Regions from separate parts of the Mus musculus genome. Here all the other regions are linked to region 1. A link is a loop called in an ENCODE intact Hi-C map of the cell type or tissue named here. Cell type or tissue: heart. All regions are shown on one strand. Links, peaks and the distances in the headings refer to the core of each region. The heading gives the core; the rest is flanking DNA.

What was found. Peaks named below come from ENCODE experiments on the same cell type or tissue, not always from the same donor. Only the 100,000 strongest peaks of a DNase experiment are listed, where the experiment ranks them.
Region 2: it touches region 1 in a loop (2.1-fold over the local background); 4 of 42 quality-filtered maps call a loop at or near these places.
Region 3: it touches region 1 in a loop (2.1-fold over the local background); 2 of 42 quality-filtered maps call a loop at or near these places.

The regions. Positions count from the first base shown.
Region 1 is chr7:27,155,639-27,163,862 of GRCm38, forward strand. It overlaps Cyp2t4 (cytochrome P450, family 2, subfamily t, polypeptide 4), which reads left to right. Exons shown (of 10, transcript NM_001100184.1): 3 at 1-157; 4 at 519-668; 5 at 878-1,038; 6 at 1,580-1,756; 7 at 1,833-1,974; 8 at 2,076-2,263; 9 at 2,514-2,655; 10 at 2,745-2,926. The coding sequence ends at 2,926. It overlaps Egln2 (egl-9 family hypoxia-inducible factor 2), which reads right to left. Exons shown (of 6, transcript NM_053208.4): 3 at 4,650-4,769; 4 at 4,149-4,285; 5 at 3,886-3,953; 6 at 3,020-3,573. The coding sequence ends at 3,518. Among named protein-coding and RNA genes, the nearest start is that of Cyp2t4, 6.0 kb to the left of the region's middle. In heart, for the core only: a CTCF peak has its summit at 4,353 (motif pointing right); DNase peaks (open chromatin) are centred at 3,853 and 4,443.
Region 2 is chr7:27,486,104-27,488,603 of GRCm38, forward strand. It overlaps Sertad1 (SERTA domain containing 1), which reads left to right and starts at 850. Exons shown (of 2, transcript NM_018820.4): 1 at 850-975. Gm38972 (a long non-coding RNA gene) reads right to left here and starts at 857. Exons shown (of 5, transcript XR_881906.2): 1 at 622-857. In heart, for the core only: a CTCF peak has its summit at 1,369 (motif pointing right); DNase peaks (open chromatin) are centred at 828 and 2,028; H3K4me3 peaks cover 2,373 bases; H3K27ac peaks cover 2,339 bases.
Region 3 is chr7:27,328,564-27,331,063 of GRCm38, forward strand. Ltbp4 (latent transforming growth factor beta binding protein 4) reads right to left here. Exons shown (of 30, transcript NM_001113549.1): 2 at 1,564-1,755; 3 at 1,008-1,255; 4 at 816-918; 5 at 405-479; 6 at 177-299. It overlaps Gm30543 (a long non-coding RNA gene), which reads left to right and starts at 1,247. Exons shown (of 2, transcript XR_391221.3): 1 at 1,247-1,326. In heart, for the core only: a CTCF peak has its summit at 963; DNase peaks (open chromatin) are centred at 248, 888 and 1,668; H3K4me3 peaks cover 1,900 bases; H3K27ac peaks cover 133 bases; H3K27me3 peaks cover 2,500 bases.

The DNA.
Region 1 (8,224 bases), core at 2,884-5,383:
AGCCACTGGGGCCCAGTGTTCACTGTATGGCTGGGCCCGCTCCCTGCAGTGGTGCTGTGCGGCTATGAGGCGCTCCGAGATGCATTAGTACTGCAAGCAGATGCGTTCTCCGGCCGCGGGGCCATGGCTGTCTTCGATCGCTTCACCTGCGGAAACGGTGAGGCCCAGGGTGGGTGGAAGTGAGTACTAGACCCCTCAACTTGGTCTAAGGACCAGTGAAGCCGAGCAAAATGGGAGGTGCCTAATAAAGAATGGTGCTAATGAGGACGAGCTATTAGGCCTGGGGTCCAGTAGAGGTTCACAATGTAACCAATAGCAGCCTAAATTCCTAAGCCCTAAGAGCTGGTCAGGGATCCTACCCTCAAAGATGTCAGGCTGCGTGGTTTCAGCTGAGGTGCTTGGCATATGGTCTGGGAAGTGCAAAGCAGTAAGAAGTCATCCTTAGAGCGGCAAGGAAGCGAGCGACTAGGCCCAGCGTGGCCAACTCTTTTTTTTTTTTTTTTTGGTTCCCACTGTAGGCATAGTGTTTTCTAACGGGCCGCGTTGGCACTCGCTTCGCAACTTTGCACTTGGAGTGCTGAGGGAGCTTGGCGTGGGTAGGAGTACCATTGAGGATCGCATCCTGGAGGAGGCAGCATGTGTGCTGGATGAATTTCAAGCTACCATGGGTGTGGTCTGGCAGGGAAAGCATAACCACCTGGTTTGGGGTCGGGGGTGGGGGGGAAGGGGGGGATGGATGGAGCTATGTGGAGGAGGGACACAGCTTCTGTGTGAGGGTGCTAGAGGCTTGAGGACGAGGGTCTCCTCTGCAGATCTTACTAAATGTCACTTTTAGGGGACCACAGCTTGATTACTCAGAGCTGCTCTCACCCCCCAGGAGCTCCATTTGACCCCCAGCAGCTACTGGATAGTGCTGTATCCAATGTCATTTGTACTGTGGTTTTCGGAAAGCGCTATGACTATGGGGACCCAGAGTTCCGGAGGCTCCTAAACCTCTTCAGTGACAATTTCTGTATCATGAGTTCCCGATGGGCTGAGGTGAGAGGATGGGCTCCAATTTCTCATTTTACATGCAGCCTTGTGCCAAATTCCAGGGGCATAGCCCTACCTACAGTGGCTACAGATTTAATGACAAAGTTCTACAACACACAAAGTCCTGATTTAATTTTTCCACAAAGAAACCATGGCCTTGTCCAGGGCCCTATTAAGACCATTTCAGCAGGGTATGATGGCACATGCCTTTGATCCCAGTACTGGGAAGGCAGAGGCAGGAGAATCTAATTTGAGGCCAGCCTGGTCTACATATAAAGTTCCAGGTTAGCCAAGGATAGTGGGAATAAGAGAGAGAGAGAGAGAGAGAGAGAGAGAGAGAGAGAGAGAGAGAGAGAGAGAGAGAGAGGAGGGAGGGAGGGAGGGAGGGAGGGAGGGAGGAAGGAAGGAAGGAAGGAAGGAAGGAAGGAAGGAAGGAAGGAAGGAAGGAAGGAAGGAAGGAAGGAAGGAAGGAAGGAAGGAAGGAAAAGGAGAGGGGAGGGGAGGAGAGGTGTGGAGCAGAGGAAAGGAGAGAACCCTGTCTCTCCAGATATATAATATGTTCCCATCCTTCATGGACTGGATCCCTGGGCCCCACAACCGAATATTTAAAAACTTCCAAGAGCTCCGACTCTTCATCTCTGAGCAAATTCAGTGGCACTGGCAGTCACGACAGACTGGGGAACCCCGTGACTTCATTGATTGTTTCCTCGACCAAATGGATAAGGTACCAGTCCCTGCTACCCTTAACCATACCCACCCTGCCAAGCAGCAGGCATTAGAGCACCTCTGTCCATTCCCAGGAACAGCAGGACCTGGAAAGCCATTTCCAGGATGAGACACTGGTGATGACTACTCACGATCTTTTCTTTGGTGGCACTGAAACCACAAGCACTACTCTACGTTATGGGCTCCTCATTATGCTCAAGTACCCTGAGGTGGCAGGTTTGAGAACTGGGTCCATCCCTCCCCTCCCCCTAAGTGAAGAGAGGGTGGCTGGGGTGGGATCTCAGTAAAGCACAACTCAAAGCCTCCAATGACCGCAGCCAAGGTGCAAGAGGAGCTGGACGCCACTGTAGGTCGGACCTGGGCCCCTAGAATAGAGGACCGTGCCCGCTTGCCTTACACCAATGCGGTGCTACATGAGATCCAGCGTTTCATCAGTGTGCTACCACTGGGGCTGCCCCGGGCCCTCACCCGAGACGTAAACCTCAAGAACCACTTCCTGCACAAGGTGCACATGGAGCCTGGGAATTCTGCACTGGGGAGAAGGGGACAATTCAGAGACTAGGTTCGGTGAGGGCTAACACAACCAGTACCTGGGGCTCCCTCCCAGGCTCTGCCAACCACCTTAGGGGCTGGGGTGTAGCTATGTGAGATCACTTGCCCAGCACCGCAGGGCCCTGTGTTAGGTGCCAACAACAGAAAGAGTCTGGGTGAGGGGCTCACACTCAAGTCTGTGGGTCACACTGTTTTACCCACAGGGCACATTCGTGATTCCCCTACTTGTGTCTGCACACCGGGATCCCACCCAATTCAAGGACCCTGACCATTTCAATCCCACCAATTTCCTGGATGACCATGGCGAGTTCCAGAACAACGATGCCTTCATGCCCTTTGCCTTAGGTCTGGGGTAGGAGGGAGGGGACCTGAGTGGCTAGCACTGGGGGACTGGCAGGGGCTTGCTCATCCCACACCTGCACCCACACCCACAGGAAAGCGGATGTGCCTGGGTGCTGGCCTAGCCCGTTCCGAGATCTTCCTCTTCCTGACGGCTATCCTGCAGAAGTTCTCCCTGCTCCCTGTGGGAAGTCCTGCCAACATCAACCTTAACCCACAGTGTACTGGTCTGGGTAATGTGCCCCCAGCCTTCCAGCTCCGCTTGGTGGCCCGCTGAGCTTGGGCTTCACTGGTGATCTCAGTGGCCCTGATATCCTTACCTGCCCTAACTGTATGTGTAAATCTCTTTACAGAGAGGAATACAAGTGTGTGCAGCTCTGAGGTAAACTTTTATTTCTTGGCTGGCAGAACCTCCATACCCATGCTCGTCATGGCACCCTACTCTGCCCAGACAGTGGCAGCCCAGTCCATACACTGCCACAGCCAAAGGGGCTGGGGAGTCACTTCACATTCCAGGCCGGAGGAGTGGGGACGAGGGTGAGATGACACCCACACCCCAACACACCTTTCCAGCAAGAGGCCATGACTCACCTCAACCCCAAATCCTGCCTCTTCTCAGCTCTACACTCAACGGACCAGACACAGCCACCAGTCATGACCGCCAGCCACACTGGCCACTGCCCAGGTCAAAACCCAGCACCGCTCGCTCACGGGGCAGCAGAGGTCTCTCCTTGTTGCTCCTCAGTGATACTTAGTGCCCTCCACACCACACAGTACAGAGGCAAGCCAGAAGCAGCAGCAGTGGCAGGAAAGGAGCGGGCACTGAGGCAGGAGCTGCTGCTGGTCCACGCAGCTCTGGGGCTGGCCATTAGGTAGGTGTAGTTGGCTGTGATACTGGTACTTGAACACCTTTCTGTCCCGATGCTGAGGATGAGAGGAAGACAAGAAATTGTGAATCACTAGGAAGGGACAAAGAAGCCAAAAGAAACCTGCGAAGATGGGGAGAACATTAACAGAAAAAAAAAAAAAATGGGTCTCAGGTAGGGGATACCAGGAAAGTAGGCAAGAACTGGGCAAAGGGACTGGTGAGAAAGACCTGTGGGAGCGGGCTGGCGGCAGTGCTGGCCTAGTGTGGCAAAGGCCCTGGGAACCACTCTCAGCACCCAAGGGGGTAAGAAAGGCTAAGGACCTGGCAGCACACAGGGACTAGGAAGGACAAAGGAAGAAAGCACGTACCTAGCTGATACTTGTCTCTGGCTGCTGCCCGTTCCTTGGCATCAAAATACCAGACAGTGATGGCGTACCTGAAAAATTGGGCAGTCAGAATGACTTTTCTGCCATTCTAGAGCCACCTCAGCTGACACCTCCACCCTTGCAGGTCCCACTTAGGCCCTCTCAGCATCTCATCACTCCCCTGTCAACTCTGGGGACTGGGGACAAGCTAAGAAATGTTTGGCACAGGGGAAGCAGCTGGACAATCCCTAAAGTACAGGTCATACCTGGTGGCATAGGCTGGCTTCACCTCATGTGGGTTCCGTCGGTCAGACCAGAAAATGAGCAACCGGTCAAAGAGTGGCTCGATGTTGGCTACCACTGGCCGACCCTCGGGGAAGATCTGCAGCAGGCCGCCATGCACCTGGGGGCAGGCCAGATGAGTCTACTGGTGAAGCCTGTAGCCTGTCTTACACCGCACCCATGTGCCCACCAGGGGGCGCAGCGCCAGCACACATCACTCCCTCCCAACACTCAGGCCCTTAAAATGAATGACAGCCCAGAGTCTACATTGCCATGGAGATGGGCAGGAAGCTACTAAAGACAGGAAAAGGGGGAGAATGTACAAGTCTGGGTGGGGCTAAGCAGACGGCACCATTCCCGGAAAAGAGGGAGGGCCCACAGTCAGCTAAAGAGGAGCCAGCAGATGTCACTGCCCTGTGAGCTGAGGAGTGGAGGGCAGGATCCCAGCTGGAACATAAGCATACCATCCCAACCCCAAACCCTACCTTAACATCCCAGTTCTGATTCAGGTAATAGATACAGGTGATGCAGCGCCCATCGCCGTGGGGATTGTCAACATGCCTCACGTACCCGAGCCCATTGCCTGGATAACACGCCACCATGGCCTGGTAGAAATGGAGAAAGGTGGTTTACTGAGACCAGGCAGAGGGAGTTCCAACCCAAGAGACCTTTGTCCTCCTTCAGCCAGATTCCATCCTCAAGTTCACAGAAATCTAAGCTCTTTTGCTTCAACAAGCCACACTCCCACCTCCATCCCCACTCTAGAACCAGAGGGACTCAATGTGTAAATGATGGTTTGTGCTTGTTAGAGAGATCCTAACCTTAGCCATGTGTAGTGGTGTGTGGTACACACCTGTGATCCAGCACTAAGCATGCAAGCTTTAAGGCTGGCTTCAAGTACTCAGTGAGAGCACAGAATCTCCTAAGTTTTGAGATATGGAGGCTCCTTGAGTCTGGAGCCTCTTCGAGTTAGTTCTGTTAGGGTTCGAAGAAGGTACAGCCTAGATTTTTTTTTTCAAGGTTCTCTCAGGTGACTCCACTGTGAAGTCATGCTGACTTGACCACACTTGACTACAGTCTCCAGCTACAGGATCTGTCCCGTGAATATAGGACAGGAACCTGACCTAGAACTCCAGCTCCAAGCATGCTGCACACTGCTGCCATCCCCAGTCCTCCAATAGGCCTCACCTACCCCTCTGTAAAATGGAGTTGATAAGCACCGCCCATTAACAACATCTCAGAGGCAGGCCTCCACCAGGTCTCATGTCTGTGGCACAGGGCTGCCTTAGGGTTCCAGATTTTCCCTGTCTCTCAACCAGACAGCCAGGGCCTGAGGGTATTTGTTACCAGGAAGCTAACAGACAAGGCCCAGCCACCTCTGCAGACCCAATATGCAGGGCCAAGTCTCTGTAGCCAAATGAGCTGTGGCACTGGGGAAGGAAATTAAGTTCCCCACTCGAGGTAACGCCACTTGACAGGATGCTGAGAACTGAACTAAATTGTGTGCATCTGCAAAGATACAGCGCCTGCTGCTCCAGGACAGAGAACTGAAGCACAAGCTGAAACGTTACAAAGTCAGAGTCGCCCCAGTGCAACTCCATTGGGAGAGTTCACAGTAAGCAAAGTGAAGTAGTTAGCATGAGAACCCTTTGGCTTTTGCCCAGTCAGCAACCATCTCTCTTGATCCTGCCACTCAGGTACTACTCTGCAAGCTGGGGTTCCCTGACAATGCTCAGCTACACTTTTGGGTCCAACCTAGCCCAACAAGACAACCATAGAAAACCACTCCTAATCAGACCCATCAATGTGTGTTGCTGAAATAGGAGGCTTACCCAGCACTCCATGAAGGTTACTTCAGCCCTACATCCTCCTCTCAAGACTCTCCTCTACCCACTGACCCCAGGGTTCACCCCGCTGGCACACTGAAGCCCTCCCTGCATCCCATCTATACACCCGACCCAGCACACACCCTACTTTGGGAAAGAGCCTTAGTAAGGCCACACAGCAGTAATGAGCTTCACTACCAGGGTACAGTAAGTGACAAGGTCCCCAGGGAGAAAACCTGGCCTCTGAGCTCAGGAGGGCAAGTCTTCCCTGCATGACTTCTGCAGATGGGATGGCCCTCTAGGCAACCACTCACTGGGAGGAAAGCATGTGGCTATGGCCTGGTGGCTTGGAAGCAATGAGTCACTGATTAGAGATGGGCAAGGCCTCCTGAGCTGGAAATCCAATCAGGGCTCAAGCAGGTTCTTCGAACTGATGGGGACAGCAGACAGTGCTGTACTACCTTTAATCAATCCCCGCACAGCACTACACACCCGGAAAAGTACAATCCCCACCATAGGGCCAAGACCACCGGCCTGCAAGTTCTGACTCTCCCTCTGCTCCAAGCCTCAACACACCTACCTTCTCCCCACCTCAAAGCCTGCAATCCTGTCTGTGTTATTTTAACAGGTCCCTAGACCTTAGCACAACTAGCATCATGTTAGGGGAACTGTCCTGACCTCAAAACCTAGCATATAAGAGACCCAATACCTGTCAGAACAGAACAAAGATGTAGCCCATGGTTCCAAGAAAATCCTAAATGCACCAACCTTGCTCTTCTGTCTTGGCTTCTGTAGTTCTGCTTCTTTCTAAACTGAAATGTGCCAACCAGAACATGCTGTTTGTGCATAAAAGACACACAGCTGTAAGGCTCAGGGTTGCATGATCTAGGCAAGCTCTGCACGCAGCTGACAGGCAGCAATGAAACCTTTTGGGCTTTAAGAGTGTCTATGTGGTGGTCTCTGGTGGACTTGTCTCACCTCACTACTGCTCAGGACGCAGCATCTAGGTGGCTGTCCAAGAAGCTCTGGGCCAAGCCAGAGTACCCAGGGTTCTACCTGCAGTATCAAAGTGCTGCTCTCAACAGCGACACCCCGCCCCCCCCCCCAAGGAAAAGTTTCAACCACAGGGACAGCAGTAGAGTGACAAAGAAACTTACTCTCCAGGATGCCGGAATCACCGCTATTGGAATAATGTACCAAGGACCATACCATGCCACACACAGCATTATCAGAAGCCAGTGACTCAGTCAGACAGCAGGCCCTGCCTCCAAGCTACAATTAAAGGGGCAAACTACACTAGCTGGACCCTCCCTGGGGATCCCTCTGCTCACCCTGATGCCAGTCAATTCCTCCAGCTACAAGTCCACAGAGAAGAGACAGGGAAAGAAGGGAAGGGAAAGGCAGAGGAAGAGCTCTGCTCAGGAATGACCTAGGCTAGGTTACTACTGGTCAAGGCCACACTTCTGGCCGGTCTCCTCACTGCCACTGCCTCAGATCACTTCAATACCCCCCAGTCACAACTCTCGAACACAGTAAGGGAGGCTACATGTGGCCCTTCCTTTGTAAGTGGGAGAGCATGGAGTTGCCATGTAGAGTGCTTGGGCTATAGCTCCCTCTGTCCCTCTGACCAATCTGACCTGTTCTTTCCTCCCGAGGGATAAGAGCCACTTAAAAGAACCTGACTCTTAGCCCTCCACAGTCCTAGCTCAGGTCCTGTCACTAACACAGGTGGGAGGAGGCCCCACCTATCCCTTTAAATTGCTTTCCCAAATTGCTTGAGTAGCCAGGCACTTGAACCAGCTTTCTCATCCTCTGAGGCTACAAAGCTATGTCCCAGTCCCTGGGTGCTCAGCTCTCCTGGTGTCCCCACTGACTTCCCTCCTGCAAAGCTGCTGAGCTGGGGAAGCAACACCGATCTTGCCTGCACAGAAGCCAAACCCAGGGAGGCTCTTCAGCTATCAAGTAACAGGAGGGAGATGGAAGTAGGGCAGGTTCCAGCTGGGGTGGGGAGGAAACAGACCTGGGCCTGGGGGATGGGAGGCAGGGGCCATGGTGCCCAAGCCAGTTCCAGTCGGAAAAGAAAGCTGTACTGAGGCAGAACCCAAGATAGGGCCGTGGAGATATGGGAGGGCACCATTAGGGCAGAGCGCAGTCCGTAAGACCACCAGCCTGCAGCAGGCACTCTCTCAACGGACTGTATTCAGATCACACCAAGCCTCAGACTCACACACCCT
Region 2 (2,500 bases), core at 1-2,500, 330 kb after region 1:
ACCAAAAAAAAAAAAAAAAAGAATATTAGGTGTGGCATAAGTCTCTGGTTCCAGTCACTGACAGGCTGAGGAGGGTTGGTTGCTCTGTTTCCCAGGCTAACTTGGGCAAGTTAGTGAAACTGTCGCAAAAAAAAAAAAAAAAAAAAAAAAAAGTTCGTCGGTTTTTTTTGCTAGTTTGTTTTGTTTTGTTTTGTTTTGTTTTAAGACAGGATCTCACTCTGAGGTCCAGGCTGGATTCAAATCCACTAAGTAGTCCGGCTGCAAACTCAAAGCAATCCCCCATACTTTAGTTTTCCCATACTGGGGTTATGGGTGTGAACAACCACGCCCCGCAGGAAATTATTTTCAGGGACTTAAACTGCTGCCCAAAGTCACACAGCTCCTCCGGAACTGATGCCCAGGACGTGACTCTGGTGTCGTTCCGTCCCCCCCTTACTCCCGTCTTTAATCATAGTAGAATCCAGTTGTCTCACTGTATTGAGTCCAGTATCCTAAGCCCTACTGAGAAAACTGTTAATTTTGTAACTCTCAAGAAGTAGGTCCTCTTCCAGAAGTCATACAGTTTTCTAAAATAACACATGAAGTGACAGGCCTGTACTTTTTAAAGTACAAAACCCCTACCTGTCATCGCCCCACAAGGGAAATCGCTACCAGAGCTGTCCCTTCGCTCAGGCAGTCCTCCTGGGCATGCGCTTTAGGGACAACCTCCCCCCTCCTTCTGGAACGGCCCCGCTCAGGCTCCGCCCACCACCACCAACGAGAGCCGATCCCTGAGCTGCAGGGCGGGGCTGCCACGCGAGTGGGCGGGAACTAGGGATAGTCGAGTGTCTGGAGTCGTGCGCCGGAGTCAGAACTGCGCCTACCGTCCCAGGTGTCGGTTGCTGGAGCAGAACAAGCTAGCGATGCTACGGCAGCCGCTTCCTGATTGGCTGCGTGTGGCTCCCTCTTCGTTCTGATTGGCCGCGAGTGATCTGTGTATGTAAATGAAGGGGCCTGGTGGGGAAAGACGGGGGTACGGGGGGCCGGGTTCTTTAGGGTGTTCGATACCTCAGCTAGGTAGATGGTGGCCGGGGCTGACCGGGATCGAGCGCCCAGGGCCTGTATGTGTCGCCCGCCCGGGCCGGGCTGGGTGAATCACGTCGGAGCCCGAGAAGGGGGCGGAGGCGCCGGCTCCCTGGCTCCGGCTGCGTGACTCACCCGCCCCCGCCGCCGCCGCTCCGGGAGGAGCCGCCTCCGCTGCCTTCCGGAAGCGAGGGAAGGCCGGGCTCACTGAGCGGCCCGCGGGGGTCGCGGCTCGCTGTGGCCCGGGAGGGACAGGCGGTACCCTGGGGAATCTAAAGGATCCCGGGGTCACTGGGGCCGGAGTCCCCGGGGGAGCCCAGGTTGGAGTACCGCTAGGGGGCGCCGGGACTCGGGGGGGCGGAGTCGGGGTGGGGGCTGAATTCCTGCGGTTCCCGGCTCCCGGGTCTTCAGCGAAAAGGGCAAAGACTGGATTTTTAGTGTCTTGCTAGGTCTAGGCAGCGTCCCCGGGACTGAGACCCTGCGGCCTTTATGCCCCCGTTAGATTAGGCTAGGGGCTTCAAACTCTAGTCCTCTTGGAAGAAAGTACCGATTTTCAAACTTCTGTCAATGACTTACTCCCGCGGCCCTTCAGGGTTTCCCTTGTCTCTCTCTTTCCTCAATAAGTTCGGGACCCTTACTTCCTTGAGTGACTACTAACAGCTTAGGCTTTAAACCCAAGCGGCCAGCATCCCAGTGAGTACAGCAGTCGGAAGGCAGGCAGTTCAGGCCCACTTCTATCTCCAAACCTACACACACACACACACACACACACACACACACACACACACACACACATGATGCTGCCCCGCCACCGATCTTTCCCCAGGCAGCAGCTACCGGGGATCCTCTAGAGACCTTGCCAACTAACGTCACCATTCATCTTCCTGCCTAGACCCTACCCTCCATGACTCTGTCCTGACACTCTGAAAATCCAAGCCTCCTATTCCTGCCCGCGCCTCCTCCTGCTTGCTCCCCACCCCCACCGGGACTCCTACTGTGTCACACTCTCTGCGCCTGCTCCTAGTGTGTGGTGGCCTTCTTTTTTTTTTTTTTTTTAAACTCCCCAGTTCAGGTTTACCTCTCTCTGTCTTCCTTTGGCTCTTTCAGGAAAGCCTGGCCCTGCTTCTCCATAGCCTACAGTGCAAACAGCAGGACTCAGCTTCAATGTACTTATCTTTCTTAGAAAAACCTGCCTTGACTACCTCCCAGGATGGCATCTTCCTACCACTTTCTGTACATTTGACCATAGAGTTCCATGCATAGCAGATACTCTGTATTGAACTGTGTAAGATGGCTGTATTTGTAATCAAGGAATGGAACACACCTGTAATCCTAACCCCTTGGGAGACTGAGACAGGAGGATTGCCTGGAATGGCTGGTCAGCCCGGACTACAGTGTGGGGCCCTGTCTCAAAAGAGCAAAACCAAAGAGTGCTTAT
Region 3 (2,500 bases), core at 1-2,500, 170 kb after region 1:
GGTCGAGAGAATTTGGAGATCCTAAAGAAATTCAAGATTCTGGGAGTCTGAGGGGCTAGAAGGGTTTGGAGTATCTAAGGGAATTAAGAATTCAGAAATATTCTGGGATGTTTTCTAAGGTCATGAGCAATTTAGGAACCAGCTTCACAGCCCCGCCCCCTTTCCTGGTGGCTCACAGATGCAGCTGCTGCGGGAAGAGTCCAGGAGGAAACCGTCCGGACATACACACGTGTAGCCGCCACGAGTGTTGGCACACTCCCCGTGTTGGCAACGCCCACCGGTGGCGCACTCATCCACATCTGCAAGAGTTGAGGAAGTTTTTGGCGAGTCTGGGACTACTAAACCCCTGGCAGCCCAACCTTGAAAGACTAGCCCTCGGTTCCCTGCCCCCTGCCGGGCCTTACCTACACAGGACCCATTAACTCTCTCGAAGCCGGGTGGACAAGGTCCATTTGGGCCACTCACTTGGTTGGAGTTCCCTGTGGAGAAAGGAGGGATGGGAGCGGGGACAGATTGGCAGAGAGATAACCAGGCAATTTTGAAGAAGAAATGGGAGTGAAGTGTGGTTTGAACTACCGAGTCAGCCTGGCAGCTCAGTAAGTAAGATCGGAGGCTCTCGAAATGCACGATAAGACAAAGGCACAAAGGCCGTTAGAAAAGTGACCGAAATCAGAAAATGGGATAAATGGTATAGAAAAACCTAGATAGACATGACCACCCACAAGGTAGGTAGATATAGCTAGATCTTGTGACTAGGGTTTATCTGTGCCCGGAGGAGAAGAGGCGAGGTTTGGGGACGACCCAGGCCTTCTTACTCAGGTGTTCCGCGCACGGGTGACAATCATGAACACCCCAGGCCAAGCCCTCTCCTCGGCAGCAGACTTCCTGCGTCCGGAGCCCTGGCAGCGGCGATGCACACTGTAGAAGAAGTGAGGCGTGAGCGCGCCCCCGCGTGGTGGCATTTTTAAGGGATTTCCCCCTACCCTCACCCGCCGGCCTCGGCTCACTTCGCTTCCGCGCAGTTCTCTAAAACAGTAACCGAAGCCGGAGGCGTCTGAGTAGCCGTCCTCGCGTGGCGCGCTCTGTGCCAGCACTGTGTAGGGCGCCGCCGCCTCGGCCCGTGCCGCCGCTTCAGCCCTGGCTAGGGCTTCAGGGTTCGCCTCCTCCCAGGGGCCCGACACACGTTCCACTTGGTGCACCACCACTGATGCCTCCTGAGGGTGCTCCACGTGCACGCTCACCATCGATGCTACTCCTGAGCAGAGGCAAGATGGACAATGGGATATATCTACACGAGCTCTGACTTGCTAGGAGTAGATTGGAGAGGTGAGCTGAGGATGGGTACTTTATATTGGGAGGTGGGGGTGGGGTGGCGTGGTAATGTAATATGGCCTGCAATTTTCAGTGATCCTCCTGCCTCTGCATCCCGAGTGGTGGGATTACAGGTGGAAGCCACCAAACCGATCTTAGGAGGGTAGCAGAGAAGGCAACAAACTTGGTCAGAGAACGGTCAGGTTCTTGAGGAAAGCGGGATCAGAGGCCCTTTGGCTAAATTCTCCTCACCGTGTTCATCATCGCGGTGGTTGGCTAGTGGCATTGTATAAACGGAGCGGGTAAGGCCCGGCATGGCTGGGGCCGGGGGCCGGGCCCCCGAAGAATGCAATTGGCAGAATTTGCCAGCGAAGTCCGGGGGGCAAAGGCAGCGATCAGGCTTCACACACACACCACCGTTGTGACAGATCAAGGGACATAGGACTGAGAAGAAAGCAAGGATACAAAATATCAGTACTGTGCCTGGCAGACAGCTAACTCAGTACCCAGCACTGAAACGAGGGCCTCAAGGTACACCATCCTTACATCTCTCCATCGTAGGTGACTTTTCCCGTTTGTTTGCTTTTGTTTTAAGATAGGGACTAATGTAGCCCAGGCTAGTCTCGAAAACTCACTATATAGCCAATGCTTTAACTCTTGACTCCTGACTCCGCTTCCCAATTTTTGGGATTATAGCAGTATGCTACCACAACAACCTTCCCCAAATCTGGCTGACTATGTCGGGTGGGTCAAGTCGCGCGACTATCACATAGTCCCGCCTTTTAGGTGGGTTTACTCAGCCTCCTCCCTCTATTTCATTCTCCTTCCCATTTTCTGTTTAAGTTCGGGCGTCCCAGCCCCGCCCAAACAGTGATATTCCCGCCCACTGGATTACCTTCGCTCAAAACAAACCGAAGTTTCCCTTTTGTGTCTCAGCTGGAATCCAAAAAGTTCAGGCTTTTCCCATTGGCTAGGCACCCCTTTCTAGTCCCGCCCACATGGCCTTCTACCTGACATTGTAAACTCCGCCTAACCCAGGTACCTTAGCCTTAGCCCCGCCTACTCACTTTCCTCCCTCTGATTTGCTCCGAATCACGCCCCTCCCACTCTTGGGCGAGCTAGGCGCCTTAGCCCCGCCCACAGCCAGCTTTTCAGCCTTCCCTCCCGGCCTCCGGTAGCATCGGGCGGG